2 separate regions of the Homo sapiens genome follow, and region 2 is linked to region 1. The links are chromatin contacts, found by Hi-C or POLR2A ChIA-PET in ENCODE. All regions are on one chromosome and are shown on one strand. The core of a region is the stretch at or near the end of the contact, and the rest is flanking DNA. Distances in the headings are between cores, read along the strand shown.

Region 1 (3,609 bases), core at 775-3,274:
ATAAGTTCGTGACCAGCCTAGGAAACATAATGAGACCCTGTCTCTACAAAAAACTTAAAAATTGGCTGGGTGCAGTGGTGTGCATCTGTAGTCCCAGCTACTTAAGAGGCTGAGGTGGGAGGATCACTTGAACCCAGGAGATTGAAGGTGCAGTGAGCTATAGTCACACTGCTGTGCTCCAGCCTGGGTGATGGAGTAAGACACTGTCTCAAAATAAAATAAAATATAAATATAAATAATAATCCTTTATGTCTATAATCCCTGCTGTTTGATATTTAATTACCCACTTGTATATAAAAGACATATAGATAATACATTTATATCATAAATATATTAACATGTACACACTTTTAAGGTTTGGACTAATATTCAAACTGCCCTCTAGAAAGTCTGGCTGTATGATGCACTGTCCCACCAACAGCTGCACTGTTGTCAACACAGTACCATAAAATTTCACATTTTTAGCCAGTCTTAATTTGTTCTTCGATTTTCATTACAAAATTCTTAAGGGCAATAGTTGTTTTCTTTTGTTTTTACATCCCCCACAATGCCAAAACAGTGTCAGACATAAAGAAATATTTTAAATGAATTCTAACCTTATCTTTAAAAAGCATATTTATTTCAGCCTTAGGTGGAGAGGGAGGTCTGCTATAGAGGTGCTGTGGGATTCAGGAAAAAAAATAACAACCCTGTAATTCTGTATTTTAACAAGAGAAAGGAGCTAATCATAATTTAGTCTCATTCTGACCAATTAAAATAATATATTGTATGAAATGAAAGAATATTTATCTCAAGGTTTGAATCTTCATATATTACTATATATCTACTTCCAAATTCAAAGAGGGAGCCATCAAAGACCATTGTAGACTGGAATTGGATATTTCTTTATCGGAATAATTACCACTAAGAGAATAAAAATAAACACACTTCTGATAAATTCTCATTGCCTGGTGGAAAGGCTAAATGCAATTCTAGCCTGGGGTCAAATTTTTGCTTATAAAGTTATTTTTCTGTGCTAAACTGAAAAAAAAAAAAAGAAACAAAAGGGATTGTCTGATATTCATACTCTAATATTCAATACAGGCCCAATCATGCAAGATACGTTTAAATCTTTAACACCTAAGGAAGATGAATTAAGCTTTAATGTAGTATTTAAGAAAAAAGCAGGTGTCACTAATGAGGTATAACAGTTAGACTTTCCATCTTCCTTGACAAGGTCAGTTGCCAAAATCATTTTGTTTCATCATGTTATAACAGATTTTTAGCGCACATATCAAAACTCTGACCTAACAAATGGTATGCAAAAGGACAAAAATGGCATTTACTCTTATAAATTTGCAAATATTTTGTGCTTAATGGTACTGTCATAATAGGATTTACAATTAGAAAATCTCAATGAGGTATTTTAAAATCTAATTTAAAACATATAAGCAACAAAGTTAAAAATGCTTCAACAATTATGTTGGTTCGGGTACCCAGTTCAAATTGAGTAATTTCTGAACATTATATAACTTAGGTGAGTTTGCTTTTTAAGAAATCAAGACTAAAATGTTACAATTTATGAAATAAATGCTGAATTATGAAAGGGATGCAAAAAAGTACTTTTCTACATTGTTTAAACACAATCCTTTATGATTCTAATGATAATTTTCCATAATAACTGAATAAAAGAATAAGTTGAATCTGAAGTATGCATGAGCATACAAATGGGAGAATGATTTCTGTATGAGCTCAATGTAATTATACAACCTAGGCTTGATTTCTAAAGACAATTGAGGCTCCTTTTCTTTTTAGCTATAAACAACTTGCTGTATGATATGTAATGCAAAACCGTATTTTGGGAGATTTCAAACATTTATAATCCACAGGAAAAATACTCAACACTCCTACACTATTTTTTCAAGCCCACAATAGTGCAGTCTTTCAGCTATAAAGCCAGAAGCCAGTTATAAAACCAGTACTTTTCCACTAGAGTTACTTGTGGGGCGGGGAAGGGGACGTTCAGCACTGCAAACGTTAGGGTCTAAAATAAGATCATTGCAAGGAGTTACTACAACACTTGCACTGCCAGCACTGTCATGGCAACAATGAACTAGCTAGGAGAATGCTCTTTTAACTTTCAAAGCTAATCTTGAGTCTATTGCTCATGGAAATATACCAAATTTTCTTTTAGGTAGTGCATTAAATAAATCATCTTACTAGGAATCTCTTAATATAAAAATAAGCCTTTTATACACCATATTTCCAGGATCTCAGTCCATAGAATCCTTGCGATCAGGCAACTTTTATAATGACAACATAATGAAAATTATACACCACAGTGAAACATGAAGATTCAGTAGGGTTCAAATCAGTTTCAACATGGGTCAAGGTTTAAATAAGAACTTGATATGCAACTTAATAACATCTGAGAATGTGGTTTCCCCTAGAAAAGTTTTAAGTTTTACCTTGAAGGAAAACAATTTGGGAAAGAAAGTAATATATTTTTACTGTTAGGAATCTTAACGTTAAATTTTTATTCAGATAATGAGGTATAATGTTGGAAAGCACAGACTCTTGAGTCTCACAGCCTGGGTTTTAAACCTGACTCCTCCTCTTACAGACTGAGCATCCCTAATCCAAAAATCCCAAATCCCAAATGCTCCAAAGTCTGAAACATTTTGAGAACTGACACGACACCCCAAGTAGAAAAATTCCACACACAAGTACTTAATACAGACTATTTCATGCACAAAATTATTCCAAGTATTGCATAAAAATTACCTTCAGATTATGTGATAAGGTATATATAAAACAGATATATTTTGTGTTTAGATTTGGGTTACATCCCGAAGATATCTCATTATACATATGCAAATATTCCAAAATCCAAAAAAAAAAAATCTGAAATCTGAAACACTTCTCGTCCCAAGCATTTTGTTCTGTTTTGAAACAAGGCCTCCCTCTGTTGCCCAGGCTGGAGTGCAGTGGTGCAATCTTGACTTACTGCAGCCTTGACCTCCTGGGCTCAAGCAATCCTCCTACTTTACCTCCCAAGGAACTGGGACCACAGGCATGCATCACCATGCCCAGCTAATGTTTGTATTTTTTGTAGAGATGAGGTCTCACTATGTTGCCCAAGCAGGTGTTGAACTCTGGGCTCAAGCAATCCAACAAAACCCTGGGATCACAGGTGTGAGTCATGGTGCCCAGCCTGGTCTTAAGCATTTTGGATAAGACATATTCAACTTGCATTAGCTATGATAACTTGGGCAAGTTTTTAACCCATCTGGGCCTTGTTTTTTCTTGACAGATAAAATGGGAATAAAAATATCTACTCATACAATGTTGGGAAGGTTGAATGAATTATTACATGAAAAGGGCTAAGGGTTAGGTGTGGCATACAGAATGCCTTTTCTTCTTGTTTTCAAAAGCATACAGACTGCTAATGGCTCTTTAAGACAACTTGATTCCAATCCCATGGCACATTTTAAAGCAGACAGGAAAGTCTGGTGCCACCTCTGCCCCTCCCCTCCCATCCACCCCAATTCACAGAAGATAAACTAGGCAGGCATTGGGAGCTCAGCAGGAGCCCCAAAGACACCTGCCAGATATTACCAAGCAAATTCA
Region 2 (3,609 bases), core at 827-3,326, 430 kb before region 1:
TCGTATTATGAGCCCACACATCGTTCCCATTAGCAAATGAAAAACCTGACTAAAGGGAAAGGGCTGGAAATTTCAGGAGGACCAAGTTAAAGAGTTCCAGAAAGTTTGGGGAGATAATCCAAGGGCTGACCCTGCCAACTCAGACTTAACCAAGGAGGTAGTTATAAGGTCAGGGGTCCTGCATCCTCAGGAATGCCCTTAGAGTCACTGACTGCTAATATGGTGGGACCAGTGAGCCCTGGAGCACAGGGACACGTGCTGGTTGAGGAGTGGGCTCACCCTCCAACTCTCCACCGTATTCTGACCCCTCCCTCTTAGACTCTTCTGTCTCCTCCAGCCACAAGCAGGGTCTAAAAGAACTGTTTCCTACGTTCTTTTAGCCCCTGAGGCACCCAGTTATAGGAATTTTCTATTTCTACTGTGTGTTCAGCTTTTATAGTCTCTTGCATGACTGTCCTTGCCAGTTAATACTATTTCTCCTGCCCTTTGGGTGATAGATATTACACTACTGATGCTTGTATTTCCAGTTTCTTAAGTGCTTTCAAGTTTACCTAGCATGTACATGAAGTAGATTAGAGCCTGCTACAATAAAATACTGCATTTCTGTTATGGCCTTTAGAAAAACTATGATTTTATCTCATGTGCATTCAGTCTGCTTCATTCATCATAGTTTAGGGGTAGTGCTAATAATTAACTTACACATTTGGGAACACCCTAGATTTTAAGTTAGAATACAGGGGTATCTGAGTGGCTCAGTGAATGTTTTTTCAGAAAAATGCAATCAGTGCCTAGTTCTTTAGTTACTGGAAATGTCCTTTCTTTATTTGATCTTTTTTTGTGAACTTTTGAGCTTTCTGATGCTCATCTGTGTGTGTAATTAGCACCCAGGAGTGTCGTGGAATAAATAGTTGACTTGGTCAGCATTTCATAATACCATTATATTGGTCATCAGCCGCTTTTGCATCCTGTGGTTTTGAACAAGAAAAAAAAATCTTGCAAAACCACTATGGTGAAATACTGAATATGCAGATGAGGTATAGGTTAAAGAAGGCAGTCCCTCGGGAGGCTCCTCATTAGAGCTGAATTTCAGTGAGGTGTGGAGGGGACAGAAGATACTATTAGCCCAAGTCATTTTACAGAATTGACTGCATCGTACTCTTTATTTCCGTACAGAAAATATACATCAATTGTTTTGTTTGCAGTAGCCAACATGGGGTATTCTGGTGTGTAGCATTTACTTTCTCTGCTTCTTTCACTGGTAACACCTTGATTTACAGTGACTATTAGGATAATTAACATTGACACTTGGAAGATAGCCTGCTTCCAAATGCATGCACACTTGTCTGTTTTATAAATGCTAACCCAAACTTTTTCCTTTCCTAGCTGAAAAATGTGTCTCCACTCCTTCCAATCTTTCCAGGGTGTGGGCCTGTGCGTAGCTGTGTGACTGTGCCCACACACTGGCATATATTTCAGAGCTACCAAAAAGAAATCAGTTGCTCTTGAAATAACAAGACAAAAAGGAACGGTTTTTCTGAGCCATAACATCTGAAGAGCTAGAAGCAGTTGTGTTTGTATGTGTGACGCTAAAGCCAGTAAATTTCATGTGAAGGAAGGGATTGTAAACTAAGAACAGAAAAGCAGTTTTCCTGGATTTCAGATGTCAAACTCTCAAGCTGTTTAACTCACCCACTCAGCACCTCCACATCCATCCCTGTAATGTGCTTGCATTGTCAGTGATTTGTTTCTGCAGGTTTTGATGCCAGAAGACAAATAATAAAATAGTAGGCATATGTAACCTTAAAGCAGTTTTCTACCAGAGTTTTTGATTGAGGTTAAACAGAAGTATCCTGATCACGTCGTCAGTTGGCAGGCAAAAGGCATCATATTTTAAGATTCACATAGTTTTAGAGCAAGCTCATCTTTTCTGGCTCAATAATAAACTAATTACATGTTTTAAATAGTATAGAGCTGAGTCCCTGTTTCAGATTAAGCCTCATAATAGCAAGGGCCAGGCACTAGCAGACATTTGCTTGATGTTTCTGGCTTGAGGATCCGTAACGTGGTGCCAGCTGTTTTAGGGCCTGAATAGGCCTGCCAGGGACAGCCAGGTGATATTGGCTTGACGTAGTCACAGGCTAATTCTCCCAGAACACAGAAGCCTCCAGACGTGCCACCAAGGAAAGCCTGGATATGTAGAAGTTCAGTTTATGGCTATAGTAATATTTGGGCATTCCCCAAAATAGTGATCCCAGTTCAGGTTAGGACATGATAGTAGTGTCCCTTTGAGGTCTGTCTGAGAAAAGGTGTCATTTCTAAAAAATTAGTGTTAGCAGATGGGCAGATGTGGCTCCAACAAGGCTTGCTTCATGGCTTATCATTTTTCCACATTTTCCATCCCTTTCATAAGCCTAGGGACCACATGCTGAACATTTAATTGAATCACACAGATTTTGTAGTCTTTAAAGCTTCTTATTCCTTGGTCACTTGTTAGTGGTGCCTCCCTCCTTGGTCAGTTTGGTGACTTCAGAAGGAAATACACAGTGCAGTGGTGAGAGCTTCACTTTTGAAGTTAGCCTCAGGCTTGATTTCTAGCACCACCACCCACTAGACAAATTGCTTAACCTTTCTGCACCTCAGTTTCCTCCTGACAGGCTTGTTTAGAAAATAAAATGAGATCAAATTTGTCAAGCACAGAGCATTGGCCCTGGTAGGCACCACATACATGAATTTCCTTCAGATTGTAGGTGAAGTAGACTTGATTTGGGATTTCTCTTGTTACCTAGGTGCTTGTGTAGAGGAGACTTTAGAACCAGAATGTGTTATTTGTGGTTTTGAGTGTGCCTGGGACTCTGAGCCAACTGAATTACCAAGTAATGGGGGCCCCATGGCATCCCATGACAGGTGGAGAGCCGGCTCTTCACCCTGGATGGACCTGAAATGCCTGCTAAGGCCTTGCTCCACCGAGTAGCACACACCCTATCAGTTTGCCCTTCTTTCCATCTCTTATTCTAGAGACCTTAAAGCCTACTTGTTGGTATATATTTTCAGGTTTTTGGAAATTGGGCTGTTTAATTGAAGTTAATACCAGTGATGAGACTTTTCAACCTGAGAACAACCTAGATGCTACTTCACATTTTGCAGTGGAAGCTTACTTCCATCTTCACTCATGTAGGACATTCTTTGGTCTCAATGTTTTATCACATCTCATGTTAAAGTATAATTCAGGTCTATTTTGTGGCTCCTGCCCCCTTCCCATTAATTCAATGGTTAAACAGATACAATTTTTTGACCCCCTACTATGTACCAGGCCCTCTGCCGGGTGCTAAAGCTATAGTAAAACATGGTATCTGGTTTAAAGAGCCAGACTGCACCCTGCATTTTATCTTTGCTATTAGTGTGCTAATCCAGACATTGGTACTAATGTTCTCTTTCTGGGTGGTGGGTTACACCTCAAGGCCAGGTGGTGTGAGTCTGTCTCTGCTCTGTTGACACTTAGGAGCTGATTGGATTCAGGTGTGGCACTGTGCCTCTTTGGTCCTCAGGGTCTGCGACTGTGAAGTTGGGGCTGCCTGTTTCATAGAAAGAGGGTTTCCTGGCCCTCTCCAT

What was found. A loop is a pair of places that touch in the nucleus more often than their neighbours do. ChIA-PET counts read pairs that join two places held with the same protein, here RNA polymerase II (POLR2A). Pooled maps may share reads with other maps.
Region 2: a loop to region 1 is called in a map of ascending aorta, with 2.6 times the contacts of the local background. The contact joins two enhancer-like sites. A Hi-C loop is called at or near these places in 3 of 168 maps with a recorded cell type or tissue (IMR-90, ascending aorta and esophagus muscularis mucosa) and 4 of 50 pooled maps. POLR2A ChIA-PET finds 5 or more read pairs at or near these places in 1 of 52 experiments (A549).

The regions. Positions count from the first base shown.
Region 1 is chr6:109,078,172-109,081,780 of GRCh38, forward strand. The region is part of intron 1 of SESN1 (sestrin 1); the gene reads right to left. Among named protein-coding and RNA genes, the nearest start is that of SESN1, 15 kb to the right of the region's middle. Within about 2 kb of position 2,025, at least 12 of the 41 ENCODE cell types and tissues checked have a DNase peak (open chromatin) inside an H3K27ac peak, as active enhancers do; they include ascending aorta, where a contact is called at or near this core.
Region 2 is chr6:108,650,000-108,653,608 of GRCh38, forward strand. The region is part of intron 1 of FOXO3 (forkhead box O3); the gene reads left to right. Among named protein-coding and RNA genes, the nearest start is that of FOXO3, 91 kb to the left of the region's middle. Within about 2 kb of position 2,077, at least 14 of the 41 ENCODE cell types and tissues checked have a DNase peak (open chromatin) inside an H3K27ac peak, as active enhancers do; they include ascending aorta, where a contact is called at or near this core.